Linked DNA regions of Mus musculus: region 2 is linked to region 1. Evidence: chromatin loops called from intact Hi-C (ENCODE). Cell type or tissue: gastrocnemius. All regions are shown on one strand.

Region 1 (8,000 bases):
TGTGAGAGAATGTTTCTTCTTGCCAAAGTTGCATAGTTGATTTGTGACATGGTGGATTGTGCAAAGCCCGTGTTATTTTTTCCAGCTATTTTGTGTGTGTATGGTGGGGGCGGGGTGTGTGTGTAGATATAGGTGCTCATGCACACGTGTGCACAAGAGTACAGAGGTCAGAGGATGACCTTGGATCTTGTTTCTTAGCTACTGGCCTATTCACCTTTGTTTTGAGAGGTCCCTCACGGGTCTGGAGATAGTCAAGTACCAGCTCCGGCCTCTGGGTTGCTACCCTGTTTGAGCTCCTGCCCCACTCTCAAGGACAGACTGTTACCTGGAAGTGTAAGCTGAGTAACCCTTTCCTCCCCATGCTGCTTTCGGCCATAGCATTCCATCACAGCAATAGAAACCCTGACTTAAAGCCGGGCATGGTGGCGCAAGCCTTTAATCCCAGCACTCGGGAGGCAGAGGCAGGCGGATTTCTGAGTTCGAGGCCAGCCTGGTCTACAAAGTGAGTTCCAGGACAGCCAGGGCTACACAGAAAAACCCGGTCTCGAAGAAAACAAAACAAAACAAACAACAACAACAAAAAGAAACTCTGACTTAGATCCCTCCCAAGGCCAGTTTTTCTATGTGAGACCATTTCCAACCCCTCTAGGCATTCTGTAAACCTCATCTGAATTGGTGCTCCTGTGAGGCAATGCTGTTATTCCAATTTTGCAGGTAATGAAGCCAATGCTCAGAGAGCAAGGAGACTGCCCAAGGGGTCACAATTAAGGAGCCCTTAGGCTGCACCAGGGTTCTGGGACCCAAATGCTTTGAGTCTCTGGCAAAAGTCAATCTCTGTAAGTGGATGAGACAGACAACCAGGGGTTGTAGCCACAAGTGTTGCAGGGCCTAGCTGGCTGAGAAGGGGCACGCATGGCCTCTGTCTCTCCTCATGACTTCCTTCTCCTCATGACAAAGGAGCAAATGATGATAGCCAGAACTCAGCATGTAGGAGAGCAGGCTGCACGGGCCACGGGCTTGTGAACGTGTGCCCTCTGAACCAGCTGGGCAAGTGGCCTTTGAAAGTAGACAGTCTGCAATATGTCGTCCATGTATGTCATCCTACCACACAGAACCATTTAGCATTGGTGACCATTACTTATTCTAGACAACTGTCTGTGTAAGCAAAACCACACCAGATAATATAAGCCCTGCTTCGACTTGCTCCAGCCAGTTACATAGCAAAAAACACAAATTTGTATCTTTAGTTACTGTGCCCAGCTCCGCTGTCGGGAGGTACTTGATGTCCTCCGTGTTCTGATTGTCGTTCACATGGCGCTTCGTATCACAACTATCATTTACCATGCTCTAGCTCCGTGGACAAAAACACACCGCCAGACAGACACACTCTGAATTACTTACACGCTGACCTTTCTTTGACCCCTGCCATTTTTATTTCTTTTAACAGTAGAGAATACAAAGAGGATGTAGGGGACAATAAAGACACACAGGCTGAACCTGGCCTGCTGTTATCAGGTGACTTCCCCGCCTTCTTCATCTTTTAAAACAGGAAAGCTCTGTACCAACTCTGCAGTCTTTTACAACAACTGAGCAGATCCGGAGACACTCGAGAGCAATGGCTCTCAACCTTCCTCACTCTGAGATGCTTCAATACAGTTCCTCGTGCCATGCTGACCCCTAACTGTACAATGACCCCACGGTCACTGCATAACTGTAATCTTGCTGCTGATATGAATTGCAGTGTAAATATTTTGGGAGATAGAGAGTTGCCAAAGGGTTCGCGACCCACAGGTTGAGAACCACCGCTCTAGACGTGTTTTAGAGCCATGCCTGAGTGTCACTCATTTAAGCCATCACAGCTTGCAGAGGGAGAGGAGAGCAGTGCTCTTTGGCAAACATTAGTCTGCATTGTGCTGCTGAAAACCTGTGACTGTGACTTGCTGATGGCTGCGCTGTCTTAGGAAGCAACTGAGCCCCTGAACCTTACTTCTCTTACAAACTCTTTTTCCTTCATTTCTTCTTTCCTTCCCTTTCTCCCTTCTTTTAGAGAGCCTCGTGAAGTAATATATGAGCATGCAATTTTTTTTTTATTGCCAAAGGCTCTAAACTATGAAGTTGCCATTTTTGTTTTTTTTTTTTTTTATTATCCCGTGGGTTACTAACCTTTTCAAACGTCTGTGTTTTTAAAGAAAAGATTCGCCTGACTGCTGATTTATCTTTGCCCCTTAGCACATGTCTGTCCTTGAACAAGGTGCGAAGAATGTGGTGCCAGCCAGCCAGACTCAGCTCATCTTTCCTGGGAACTGACCACATTGAGTCACTGTGCCTCTTGATGCTCTGCTCTGCGGTTGTCTCCATTAGCAGTAAAGCGTGTGATCATGCCTGTGATGAACTTCGAGCCATTTAGACAAATCTTGTGTTGTTAGTCACAATGACAGCTGCGCTATATACATCTGAAAAAAAAAACTAGGTAGTATTGCCAGACTTAGTTCCCTTTAGTCTCAAGGCCAGGCTTGGCTCATAAGTACACCTGCATAGTATGGACAATTAATTTTGAGACTTCTTCGCCTTGTGTGCTAGCCCTAGATTTTGTGGCCTCTGGATGTGGGCTCTAGAGGGGATAATACCTTTCACTTTATGACCTTTCATTGGGCTTCACCTTTTTCACAATAGTTCTTAGGATTTAATCAGAGCTGTATTTCTACCCCCCAGTCTTTGGAACCGGCAAACCCATCAGCTATGTTGACACCACCACCACCACCACCACCTCCACCACCTCTGCCAGTGGAATTGTTCTACAGGAATCCTGGGTTGCCAATTAGGAGGAAATAAAGACCTGGCTCTGCAGGTCCAGGGAGAAGTCAGGTGGCAATTAGACTGTGAGGATCAAGTCCTCAAAATAGCTCCTGTTTCTAATTATGTCCTCATGCTATTTATGGGCGTTTAAGAGGGTCTTTGGGGGCATGGTGGACCTTTGACATCCCTAAATCAACTTGGAAAGTAAGTACAATTCTTACTGGAAGAGCGTGAGAGGACAGGAGAGACTGGCAATGTAGACATCAACAGGTACCACAGTGCTATACAGATAGAAGCAGCACCTATTGTGCAGGGGACTCTGACCACAGGGCTTCCTTTGGAGGTCTTTTGTTATGGTAAGACTGGCTGACACTAAGCCTAGGATTTCTTTCACTGCAACCATTGTCTTAGTGAGTGAATTAGTATACCAAGCATTTATGAGGGTTTTGCCTTCCTAATGGATGCTGGGAACTAGTAGAGAAGATCTTGAGGTCTCATATTCCAGTAAGAACAGACAGCTAAGCAGGCGATGAACACACAGCATGGCAATGATCCAGCTGGTATACCGGTAAACTCAGGAACACGGCAGGGCTTCCCAATCTGGCTGATGCAAAGGGCGAGGGTTGCAAGGGAAGGTACTAGGAAGTATTCTAGGAACATGTCTCCTATGGGGTATGTCAGGCAGAGTCTTCAAGATTGACTAGGAATTAAGAAAGGGAAGTCAGCAAGAGCTAGAAGGAAGTGCATCGTGTTCAATAATCTGGAGGCAAGAGTGAGAGTAGTCACCGCATCAGTGGGAGAGAATAAGCACACTGAAGAATAGCAATAGAAGTCAAGCTATGTAGTCTACGTTGTCCTCGAACTCAGGATCCTTCCTTCCAAGGGTCGGTATTACAAATATGCACAATCAAATGTGCACAAACTGGTAAGATTGTAATGTAGTAATGTTATATATATATATTCCAAACTAGTTTGCTATTATGCTAGGAATACTCTTCCCATCTCCTCTCTCCCCACACCCCAAAGATCAGCCCTAGAAAGCAGTTACTAACAGTGAAGTGCCTCTAAGGAACACATCATTAGGTAGTCTGCATGACAATGCTGAGGATAAGTGTACCCAACTTAGAGGTAAGTGGTTCCAGTTGGGCTAGAAGAAACAAGCAAGCTGGGAGCCATCTACCTGTGAATCTGTGCAGAAATGTCCTGGGTGTCGATGAGCAAATTGTAAACAAATGATAACAAGATGTCAGAAGCAGGGGAGGCTCCCAGAAGGCACCTCAGAAACAAGAACCCCCTGGCACAGTGCCCACGTATAAGGCTGTCCTCAGGGCAAGGTCATTCTGCTGACATCCCTGTATATTGGTTGTCTGCGGGACACACAGGGATGCTAACTGAATGAATGAAGGATCGGCAGGAGTAAATGCGTCCTGACTTTGACCTTGTAGAGGATGTAGATGGTCCCCAGCATGGTAGGCACAGGTGTCTGCCTTCTGACAAGGCCAGGTGTGCTGGAGAGAAAGCTCCATGCTTCATCTATGAGTTCCTAGGACCTTGTCTCAGAGGCATTTGGAGAGCTAGGCTCTGGACAAGCAATCCAATAGGTAGAAAGGCATCACAAGGCCCCCTCTGTTCCTGAGTTCTCTGAAATGGGAACCTCTGTAGGCATCCATTTGAATTCTAGCAGGGAACCAAGGAACGTGCACCCGCAGTTCCATGTGCAACACAATCAGTGCAATGACCTGACCGTGGACTTCTGACAAGGCCACGTATGCTGGAGAGAAAGCCCATCCTTACGTTATTAGACAAATGGAAAGTATCACAAGTTGGCTTACATGCTGGGGAGACAAACTGGAATCTCAAAGCTTGGGGGTTACAGCAGAGCACTCCTCACTTCTTCCTAGCTTCTCAGCTCTGGATAGAAGAGGATGTGAGACAATCTCCTTCAGATGAATAAGATGTTACCATGGTAGAAGGCTCCTACAGATGCATGAAGGTACCCGGCAAATACACAATGACAGAATGGGCTGCACACAATATTTAAATGGCATATAGCCCTGGTTGGGAGAACCCACATAGAGCGAATCCCAACATGTCATTCATTCATCCTTTTAAACATACCACTCAATGGATCTTTAAGTCTAATGCTCATGTGCTGGGTCCTAAGTTGGAGCTGGCTACAAGGCACCTAGCAAAACACATTTCTCTTGTTCTCATGGAACTTTCAGTCTCGAGGGGAAGAGAGATGTCGGGCAAAACAGCAAGGACACGGGGAGGGTAACAGGAAACACCTGCTTTTGATGGGCAGCCCCTTGGGAAATGTGACATTTAAGTTGAGACCTAAAGGTTGAAGAGCATTGGGTCAAGTGAAGATCTTGGGAAAGGGCAAGCTGGGCAGAGGAAACAGCTTCTGCAATAGTCTTGGACAGGGATGAACTTGGCCTTGGGAAGAAGGCAAGGAATGGGGCGGGTTCAAACGGCTTACAAACCAGGAATGTGGTGAGGGCTTGAGCTGTGTTTTGAGGGTAGTGGGAAATTGCCAGCAGCTGTTGATGAGGGTGACTCCGGGATGGACTTTAGGTTTTTAAACAGTTTGTCTGGTGGGATTGTAAAAGCAAGAGAGAAAGGAATGAGAGCAAGACTCAGAGTGGAGGACAGAGGAAAAATGGCATGCGTGAGAGGGGTTTGAGGAGACTAGAAAGATGATTCCAGATGGATCAGACAAGAGGTGGGGCTAAGTGGGGTGTGGAGGTCAGAGGAAGGAAAGATCAAAAATGACTTCATTTTAGGTTTAGGCAGCTGCTCATCTGAATGAAGGGTAAACTGTACATGATATAACATTTAAAGATTCCGAGAGGGCACTTTCACCAAGTACTAACTGAGCAAGACTCACCCCTGAGTCAAACGCGGCCGCCACTGTGCCTTGGTTAATGAGCCTGAGGCTTTCCCATGCATTCAGCTCATTGACAGTGTTGCCCTGACTTTCTGCTTCCTGAACTGAAGAAGTAAACAAAACTGAGAAGTTGCTCATGGTCATGAACATATATCATGAGCTGCATGGACAGTGATCCAATAGAGAATGAGATGGAGCCAGGCATGGTAGCACATGGTAACACATACCTATAACCAAAGCATTAAGGGGGTGGTTCCAGGCATGATAACATGTGTCTATAACCAAAGCATTAAGGGGTGCTGGCAAGAAGATCTCAAATTTGAGACCAACTTTAACTAGAGAATATAACCCGATCTCAAACTAAAACAAAATGGGATAGACTGTGGACTCAAACTAGCATTTCCTGTTTATTAGAAATTTTAGGTGGGAAGATCATTGCACAGTAAGTTTAGGAGCTGAAGCAATAGAAGACACAATTGGCCAGGTCAAGAAATAAATTTCCACAGTGGGCAGGTTCAGGAAAAACGGAAAGATGATCTCAGGGACAAAAACATTCTGAGTGTCAGGTCAGGGGTCAGGGGACTGGTGTTAAACCTCCGAAGGCGGGCCAAGAAATAGTTCCTTGGCCCAACCCAGGCTTCGAGTGGCAAAAGGAAAAAGAATATGGCCAAATGACAGTTATTGTCCCCAATAAAAAGCAAGTATGGAAGGGCAATAGCCACAAGGGCAGAAAGCACCCCAGGCCCACAGGAAGACCTTAGGAAGGAAAGTCCCTCAGTTGCTGGGGTTCTGATGAGAGCAGAGGGACTACCATGTTTTATGAGCCTCCTGCCCAGCCTCCCTTTCTCTCTCCTCTCCCTGCTTGCAAAGCCATGTGCCCGCTTTATAGGCTGGACTTCTCTCCCAGGCTATGACTGTAAGGCCTGCCTCCCTCGGACACAGCCGGATCACAGCCATCATCCACAGCCAGGACACTGTCACGTGCAGAAGCACACAGGTACCAGAGCAACAACAACAATCATGACAAACAAGGGCTCAGGCAGCAGCCAGTTGACGTGAACCAACCAAGGCAGGATTACAATAGAGAACTGGAACAGACTGGCCCACTGTCTGATAGTAAAATGTGACTTGGGGAGGGAGGCATAGAAGCTATGTTGGCCCTAGGAGCTAAGGGAGGGAGGCTCAGCCAACAGTTGGCCAGGGCTCAGGAACCTCAGCCTTCAAATGTATAAGAAAACTAGCTCCACCCCGCTGAGGGAGCTTAGAAGTGGCTTGTTCCCTTGTCAAGCCTCCTGAGGTGCACACAGCCTGACTGACACTTGGATTCGAGCCCTGTAAAATAAGCAGAGGAGCAGCTGGGCTGTGCCCGTGCTCCTAACCCACGGAAATGCTGAGATAATAGTGAGTGTTGCTTAGGACTCTATAGTTGGGGCGATCTATGTGACCGCCGTATAAATGATCGGTACTGTCCTAGTTGTTGGGAAGAAGTCTGAACCCCACTGGGGACTCGGTAATATCGCTGTCATGCTGCCTCCACAGCTTGCATAAAGCCAGAGACAAAAGTTTGTTGAGTGGGTTTGGAAGGCAAGGCTTCCACAGTAGGATTTAGGGAGGGTCCTAAGGGGAGCAACCCATAGGAATCATTGAGGTGTGTGTGGTGGTGGTGGGGGAGGGGAGATGAGGTAGGATACAGGATCTGAGGGGAGAAGTGGAGAGGCAGCATCTTTGTGGCAACAGCTGATTGTGTTCCTCCTTCACACGGGGGGGGGGGGTTTGGGAGGGTTCGGGGGGGGGGCGGGAGAACCAAGATCAATAAGGAAGCTCTGTTCAGGAGCCTCAACAAACTGCCCTGTAGTTTCCAGTTGCCCAGATAGAAGGAGAGAGTGAGTTAGAGGCCATCAGAGCAGAGAAGCAGGAGTGCCTGGTGCAGTCATCCTGGAGTGAATGGAAGGACTGTCCAAGGAGAGCAGGGGCAGTGGGAAAGGTCAGGGGGCCGTGGAACGGCAGCAGATGTTGGTATCCTCAGAGTATAGCTTTGGGGAACAGCCACATCTGGGGAGATGGGTCCTGCTAGCATTAAAGCTGTCAAGTATTACGGAAGATGCCTCTGTATAAAAAAGAAAGGAAAAAAAAAACCCCACTCTTCCTCATGTTCCTGGAGCTTGATTATGGGGTCACGGACTGGACCACGCTTGCCCCATATTTTCAGGCACCCTCACGAAGAGCGCACTCGGTGTAGCTGTGTGTTGAGACCTACCCAATGCAAAAGCTGAGAGGCTCTGGGGCCAGGGGCATACCCTGCTGTGGTTCGAAT
Region 2 (8,000 bases), 88 kb before region 1:
ATAAATAATACGTAAAAAAACTTGAAAGGGATATGATGCATTATTAACTATTGTTATGAAGTGGTACCATCAGATTCCCAGAACTCCTTATCTATTCAAGTTAAACCTTGTGCTCCCAGATCAACACCTTGAGAGAGGAAACTCCACTCTCTAGGCCTTGGTATCCTTCTCTCCTGTGTCCTTATGAGCTCAACTCCTTTTGATTCCATACACAAGGTCACACAGAATTGGTTTTTCCATGACTTGTGAGTTCATAGCCAAGTGGCATCTTAGGTTTCTTGTCTCTGTTCCTGGCATATTTAACTTCACTTAATGTCTTCCAAGTTCATATATGTTCCTTCTTTTAAATGGTGAACTATAGGGCTGGAGATATGGCTCAAGAGAGCGAGCTGCTTTTACAGAGGACCCTGGTTTGATTCCCAGCACCCACACAGCAGCTTTAGTAACTATTTGTAACTCTAGTACCAGGGGACTGGATACACTTTTCAGGCCTCTGGGAACATCTGTATACATAAACTCTGAATCTCTCTCTCTCTCTCTCTCTCTCTCTCTCTCTCTCTCTCCCCTCCCCCCCACACAAATAAACTAAATAAATACATAAATAATTTTTTAAAAGTAACTAATGGGTAAACTCTATTCTATTGATCCTATTGTATACTTGTCTGTCTGAATCAGAATTCCTCTATCCATTGATTTGTTAACACACTTACATGTTCAGTACTTGCTATTAAAGATGTAATTAAACAGGATAACATGTATTTTTCAATATGCCAGTTTTATTTCCCTTGAATGTATATCCTGAAATTATATTGCTAGATTATATAACAATATGCATTATTATTATTATTTTATAGTTTATTTTTAATTTTATGTGCATTGATGTTTTGCCTGTTCGAGGCGTCAAAAGCACTGGAACTGGAGTTACAGACAGTTGTGAACTGCCATGGTGGTTCTGGAACTGGAGTTACAGACAGTTGTGAACTGCCATGGTGGTTCTGGAACTGGAGTTACAGACAGTTGTGAACTGCCATGGTGGTTCTGGAACTGGAGTTACAGACAGTTGTGAACTGCCATGGTGGTTCTGGAACTGGAGATACAGACAGTTGTGAACTGCCATGGTGGTTCTAGGAATTAAACCCAGGCCCTCAATAGTCAGTGCTCTTAACCATTGAGCCATCTGTACAGACATATAAATACTATTTTTAAGTTTTGAAGACACTTTCTTTTCCTATAAGGGTTGTAACAATTTACATTCTGATGGAGGCTGTGGAGGAATCTTCTTTTCTCTGCATCCTTGTTGACACTGTCTTTGGCACTTTGGAGACAACCATCCTAGCAAGTGTGAAATGACTTCATCACTCTTCTAGTTTGACATGCACTTTCCTGATAATTAGTGACGCCAAGTATATATTCATAGACTTGGTGGCCATTTATATGTCTTTTAAGAAATGTCTATTCAGGCCCCTCACTCATTTTAAAGTTAAATTACTATTTGTGGTCTTGCTGTTGAGTTTCAGGAGTTCCTCATACACTTTGCACATTGCTTCTTTATGTACATGTATGTGCCTTACAAATATCCAGTGTCTCACCTGCCTCTGTCTGCAAGAGGAGATGGGTTTGGTGAGCAGACAGAGCTCCAGGCTGACCTGGCCTGTCCTCTCTGGCCTTTCATGGGTCTCTGCCCCTGCTTCTGTCCCCCTGCCTTGGAACCCTTTCTTTTTGGCTTTGGCTTCTGCTGATTCTGCATTTTATACTTTTTCTGCATCTGCTTTTATTCTGCTCTGTTTTCTTTTCCTGTATCTTTCATTTCTTTTATTACTTTTAGCCACATATTCATTTGCTGTATTTATGTATGCACACTCCATGCATGTATGTGCACACATGCATACATTTAATATATATGTGGAAGTCAGAGGACAACTGGGGAATTGGTTCAGTTCCCACCACCAAGTGGGTGCCAGGGATTGAACTCAGGCAATCAGGCTTGGTGACAAGATCAGTTAGCTGCTGAGCATGTCACTGGTCCCGTGTCTTTCATCTGTGGTTTCTACTGTGGTCCAGATTCTCTCATCTGCTTCTAGTGCCTTCTGCCTCCCAGGTCTCTCTCCTATGCCTTCCCTCCCGCTTCTCTCTCCTTCCCTCCTTTTCTCTCCCTTATCCCTTTTCTCTTCCCCTCTCCTGCTTGCTTGTTGTGTCTGCACTGACTTCTGCCTTTTCTGTTGACTTAATTTCTCTCTCTGAGGCCACCCTCTCAAACCCACTGCTCTCCTCTGCTTCCTTCTCCAGCTTCTTCCTCATTTCTGCTTCTCTCTGTACATCTGTTTTTCACTGTCTACTTCTGGGCTGGGTGTTCTGTTTCAGCTTCTGATATTCTTGCTGCTTCTGTGTCCACCATCACTTTTTTTTTTGCCTGCTTCAAAGCTGCTTAGATCCTGCTCTTCCTCCTCCTCTTCCTCCCCCTCCTCTTCCTCCTTTTCTTCCCCTTCTTCCTCTTCCTCCTCCTCCTCTTCCCCTTCCTCTTCCTCCTTTTCCTTCCCCTCCTCCTTCTTTTACTTCTCTTCCTCCCTCTCCTCTTCCTCTTCTTCCCCCTCCTTCTCCACCTCTTCTTTCTCTTCCTCCACTTCCTCTTCCTTCTTCTCCTCCTTCTCTTCTTCTTCCTCTTTCTCCTTTTTCCTCCTTTTCTTTTCTTTCCCTTCTTGTTCAGTTTTGAATGTGAAGCAGACATCTCCCTCTGTTCACTTTTTCCAGGGCTTTCCAGTTTTCTTTTAAACTTACTTGTTATTACTGTATATGGAGGGGGCGGCATAATATACACAGGGCACAAGTGCTGAAGCATGTACTTGGAAAATAGGACAACATTGTACAGTTGGGTCTCTCTTTTCATCTTCCTGTGGGTTCCAGGGATCAAACTCAGGTTGTCAGGCTTGAGCAGCAAGCCTTTCAACCCAGTAAGCCATCTTGCCGGCCCCAGGATTCTTCTTTCTTTTCTTTTTTAATATGTTGGAGCCAAGAGTGGTGTTTGTCTTTAATCCCAGCACTTGGAAGGAAGACACAGGCATATCTCTGTGAGTTCAGCTCCTGCTTGGTCTATAAATCAAGTTTTAGGCCAGTTGGGGCTACACAGATGTAGAGGAATTTTAATCCAGCAACATGGCTGCTCTGGCAAAGGATTACATCCAAAGACCTTCTAGATCTGTGTGATCTGTCTGGAATGAAGACATGCTAAGCACCTTTAATCCCAAACAATGTAGGTAAGGTTAGATTGTAGAAGAAAACACCTTTGCTTGAAAGTGATATTTAACAAAATGAAGAATCAGAGAAATATTTGGCAGAAGGAATTAGAGATAGGATACACTCAACTCCCAGGAGAAGAAAAAGGAAAGAGCAGCTACTTAAGAAAGCAGGGCAGAGGAACACACACACACACACACACACACACACACACACACACAGAGAGAGAGAGAGAGAGAGAGAGAGAGAGAGAGAGAGAGAGGGAGAGAGAGGTTTTACAGGGTCAATTTTACAGAGACAGGTTGCAGGTGAAGACAGAAGAAGCCAGAGAATGAGAAGGAGCCAGAAGTTTAGCACACATCGCCACAGATAGTGTTAGGGCGAGCAGAGCCATTCAGTCAGAAGCTGAGAGAAGCTGGGTTGAATCATTCAGCTTGGAGAGGAGTTTGGGCCAAAACAGTTGAGTTGTAGCAACCTGTTGGCGCTCAGATAGCATTAGAAAGGAGGAACTCATTCAGCAGGAAGTCTCCAACATGACAATCACGTCTGGTGAGCAAAAATTACTTTTACATATAGAGCAGCACTGTCTTGGAAAAACAAAGGGGGGAAAAAAAAGAATATGTCTTAGAGTTTCCATGGCTGTGATAAACATCATGATCAAAAAGCAACTTGGACAGGAAGGGGTTTCTTTCACAAACACTTTCATCCTCCAAGGAAGTCAAGGCAAGAACCTGGGGCAGGAACCTGGAGACAGGAATGGATGCAGAGGCCATGGAGGGTGCTGCTTACGGGCTTGTTCTCAGGGTCTGTTCAGCTTCCTTTCCTTTGGCACCAAGGACACCTACCCAAGGATGGCACTGCCCACGGTGATCTGGGCCCTCCCCCATCAATCATCAATCAACAAAATGCAACACAGGACAATCTAGTAGGGACATTTAATCAATTGATATTCTCTCTTCCCAACTGACTCATTTGTCTCAAGCTGACATAGAAAGCAGATACTGCGTAGTCATAGATCCTCAGTAAAGTAGAATATACACAGAGCCTCAATAGGATCTTCCTTTCCCCCCAGTGCTTAAGAAACAGTTTGGTATTCATGATTTCACGTGTTCAAGCAACACTCGGACACTAGCAAGATAGGGACACCTACCTGGGGAAAGCCCCTCAGATCCCTGTCAGAAAGGACCAGTGACACTTAGGAAAGTGTCTGGGGAGAGAGGGTGGGGTGTGGAGTTGAGATTCCTGAATAGATCACCCATCCCTCCCACTCAGGCCCTGGCACAAGAGAAATATCCAGATCTGCTTCCCCAAGCTTTTCCTTCTTTAGGGAAAAATTCTAGTGCCCCCTCCCACCCCCAAGTACAGAGCAGGAAACCAATAAGTCCAGGAAAATTTTAAGACAAAAATCAAACAACAAACAAACACCTTAGTTGATAGGCTAAGAGTGCCACAAAGCCACTAAGCAATTAGAATCCTCTGGGCTCCAGCTCCTGAGCGGATGCCATTTTGGTAGCCAGCCAGGTCCTGGGAAGGGAGACACCAGGCCTCCTGAGCCAGCATTGGCAGGGCCTAGCCAGGCAGCTGGGCTCCAGTCAGTCGCACAGGCCCCTGGAGAATGGAAATGGGACTTACCAAATTCAGTCTTGTCTCTGGAGAGAAGATGGGGGTGGCGCCTAAGGGAAGTCAACCCTAGGAGGGACGGTTCACCTGCTTTTCCTGCCCATCTTACTCCAGGATCCACATCTGCCCCTAGCATGTACCAGGAGCGCAATCCATGTGCACAAACACCTGCACAGCAGGACCCAGGCCAGGGCTTTCTCTGCTTTCTAAGGGTTCCCACCCCAAGATGTTTGTAGGACTCCAGGCTCGTTCTGATGAAGTGTCTGATGTCATGAGGGAACTGGGGACCGGTTGCTGAGAATAACAGGCTAAAGGAGGCCCGGAGGATAAAGTGGCTGGAAGTGGCTCCGAAAGCTTGGAGCTTGCAGGAAGGGAGGAGAGAACACCCCGAGGGCCGCTGGGCGTGGGAGGAGACCTAGGCTTCCCTGGGGAAGGGTTCTCTTGGAAGTGTCCCATTTGGCCTTTTGTCGAACTTCTGGTCCTCTTGGATGGGTTTTCCTGGGAAAGACTTGCACTTCTATGATGAAAAACTGTTTCTTTTGGGTAAGTTCCTCGAAGAACATCCTCAGAAGGTGTGACTTGCAAGGGCTGATGGCCTGAGGTGCCACAGGCCTGGAAAGGGCTGTCCACACTTGGCTCTGTCTGGACTTGTAAATAATAACACTCTGTCAGGTACATCCCCTGGCTTTGCAGGGTGGGGACGAGAAAGCACCCGGGGCAACAGTGGGAGGTAGAGTAGTGGAAGTGTCTACTCTGGAGCAGACCCCAGAAGGCTGGAAGTGGAAGCTGAAGATGAAAAATGAGCCAAGGTCTGATCAGAAGTCTCCTCCCTTTTGATATCTTCTCCTACCTTCGTCTCCACTTCCTTCTCCTCTCTTCCCTTCCCGTGCTGGCTAGTGTTTATTGACCACTTGATACAGGCTAGGGTCATTCAGAGAGAGCAAATGTTCATTGAGAAAGCACCCCCATTAGATTGGACTGTGGGCAAGCCTGGAGTACATTTTCTTGACTAATAATTGATGTGGGTGGGCCCGGGTCACCCTGGGTGGTGGTGTCACCCTTGACAGGTGGTCCTGGGTTCTGTTAGAAAGTGGGCCAGACAAGCTGTGTGAACAAGTCACGGCCCTGTCCTCTGCTTCAGCTCCTGCCTCCAGGTTTTTGTCTTGAGTTCCAGCCACTTCCGTGCTGGACTGTGATGAGGATGTGAAAGCCAAATAAAGTCTCCCCTCAAGGTGCTTTTGCTCGTGGTGTTTTATCAGAGCAATGGAAACCCTAAGATGCTTCCCTTTCCTTCTCTAACTTCCGGAAGGAAGGACCGAGTTAAACACACCCTGATCACAATTTGTTACGATCTTTGGTCCCTACAAAATCCCCAGTCATATTTTACTCAAATACTATTCTCATCTCCCCTCATATAGGTAAGGAACTCCAGTACGCATCTGAGTGGTCACTTTGTTCGCTTGTGTTCTTGTACAAAGGGTATGGTGTGTGCTTGTTTAGGACGCATGGTGCTGTAATGTATGCAAATGATGTGAGGTTTTATGCATCTCGTTTATTCTGCTTTTGTTATTCGGCAGTGAAGTTTTAAAATTGTTCCATACTACCAACTGTGCACCTAGACAATGGATCTTAATTGCTACATCCCTACTGTACCCAGAGGAACTCAGGCACTGCAGTTTGCTTCTTTGCTTCCCTGAGTGGTTCTTTAGGTCCGGTGGTGGCCTTGCTGGGTTGAAAGAGTGGAGGTTGAGGTGCAGTCTGAGAGTTTGGCTGACAGCTAGAGTTGAGTGGTTGTGACTGCACATCCTTGGGAACTCGCTAGGCTGCTTATAGGCCGCCTCTGCTCTTTTAACTACATCGCGGTGACTCATGGGACAAATGTCAGGTCTCAGTGCCGGCTTTGAAAAGACAATGCATTCTTTATGCATAATAGGAAGTTTAGGAAGCAAACCCAGGATGTCTGTGTTCCTGCAGGTCCTCTGTGAGTAAACACAGTCTTTGGTTTGATGTGGAGACAGGGTTGGGGGAGGGGCAGCATACATACACACAGCAATTTGAAAGGAATGGAAAGAAATGAGAAGGAAGGGCCTAGAGCTGGTAGCACTTGCCAGTAATGTCAGCATTTGAGGTTGAGGGATGCTGGGAGTGGAGCCAGGAAGACTAGGTTTGAGGTCAGCCTGTGAACTCATCTTAAAAAAAAAAAAGGTGTGTGTGTGGGTGGGTGTTTGTGTGTGTATGTTTGTGTGTTTGTGTGTGGGGGTGTTTGTGTGTGCGGGTGTTTGTGTGTGTGTGTGTGTGGGGGGGTGTTTGTGTGTGTGTGTGGGGGGGTGTTTGTGTGTGTGTGCCTGTGTGTGTGTGTGTGTTTGTGTGTTTGTGTGTGTGGGTGTTTGTGTGTGTGTATGTTTGTGTGTTTGTGTGTGTGTGTCTATGTGGGTGTGTGTGTGCACCCTGGTTTCCTTGCCATGGTTTGGAGATACGCTGCTGCTGGGCCCAGTGGCCGTGTCTGATGGGAAAGCACACAGACACAAACTGTTGTTCTGTTTTAGTGGAACTGGCTTTTGGGCGTGCCTCATGGATTTCTGGCGATTTTATTTTCAATTCAGAGAGGCTGCGGCTTTCATCGGGAGCCCACAGCACTTCTCTCTCAGCAGTGTGACTGTCCACCCGTGTGGGTAAAGAAGATGTTGCAAGGGACACAGGCAGGCATCCAGTTTTCATCTCGACAGTCTCCAGTCAAGTTGCAATGGTAGTACCTGACTGCAGGCTGGGCTGGCCTTAGCTACTACACTGGGAACCTTGGCGGCGGGAGGGGGGGGGGGCGCGGCACCGACCCATCCTTGAGGCAGTTATGGAATTCCAGGTATTTTCTCTTCCAACATTACAATCCTAGGGCTATATCTAGAAGGCAGGTTGACGTGCTTGGGGTCCCAGTTACCCAAAAGTCATTTCTCGTCAGTCTTTTTCCCCTTCTCCATCCCTTAGACAACGTGAAAGGGTGTGCGTGAGTCCCACTGTCTCCTCCACGCAAGCGCAGTTTATCGCAAAGTGACGTCAGCACGGGCTATCCCAGAGCTGAGGGGCCATCTCAGTCACCGCTGAACGTCAACATCCATGGCAGAGTGCATCAGGTTCTGCCGACAATGAAGGCA

Evidence for each region. Hi-C counts contacts between places; a loop is a spot of excess contacts. Peaks named below come from ENCODE experiments on the same cell type or tissue, not always from the same donor. Only the 100,000 strongest peaks of a DNase experiment are listed, where the experiment ranks them.
Region 2: it touches region 1 in a loop (2.1-fold over the local background); 3 of 42 quality-filtered maps call a loop at or near these places.

Annotation. Positions count from the first base shown.
Region 1 is chr16:30,737,493-30,745,492 of GRCm38, forward strand. No RefSeq gene overlaps it. Among named protein-coding and RNA genes, the nearest start is that of Gm33502, 52 kb to the right of the region's middle. In gastrocnemius, no CTCF peak of the experiment used is centred here; DNase peaks (open chromatin) are centred at 4,103, 6,650 and 6,928; H3K4me3 peaks cover 170 bases; H3K27ac peaks cover 2,686 bases.
Region 2 is chr16:30,649,194-30,657,193 of GRCm38, forward strand. No RefSeq gene overlaps it. Among named protein-coding and RNA genes, the nearest start is that of Fam43a, 53 kb to the left of the region's middle. In gastrocnemius, no CTCF peak of the experiment used is centred here; a DNase peak (open chromatin) is centred at 4,767; H3K27ac peaks cover 1,473 bases.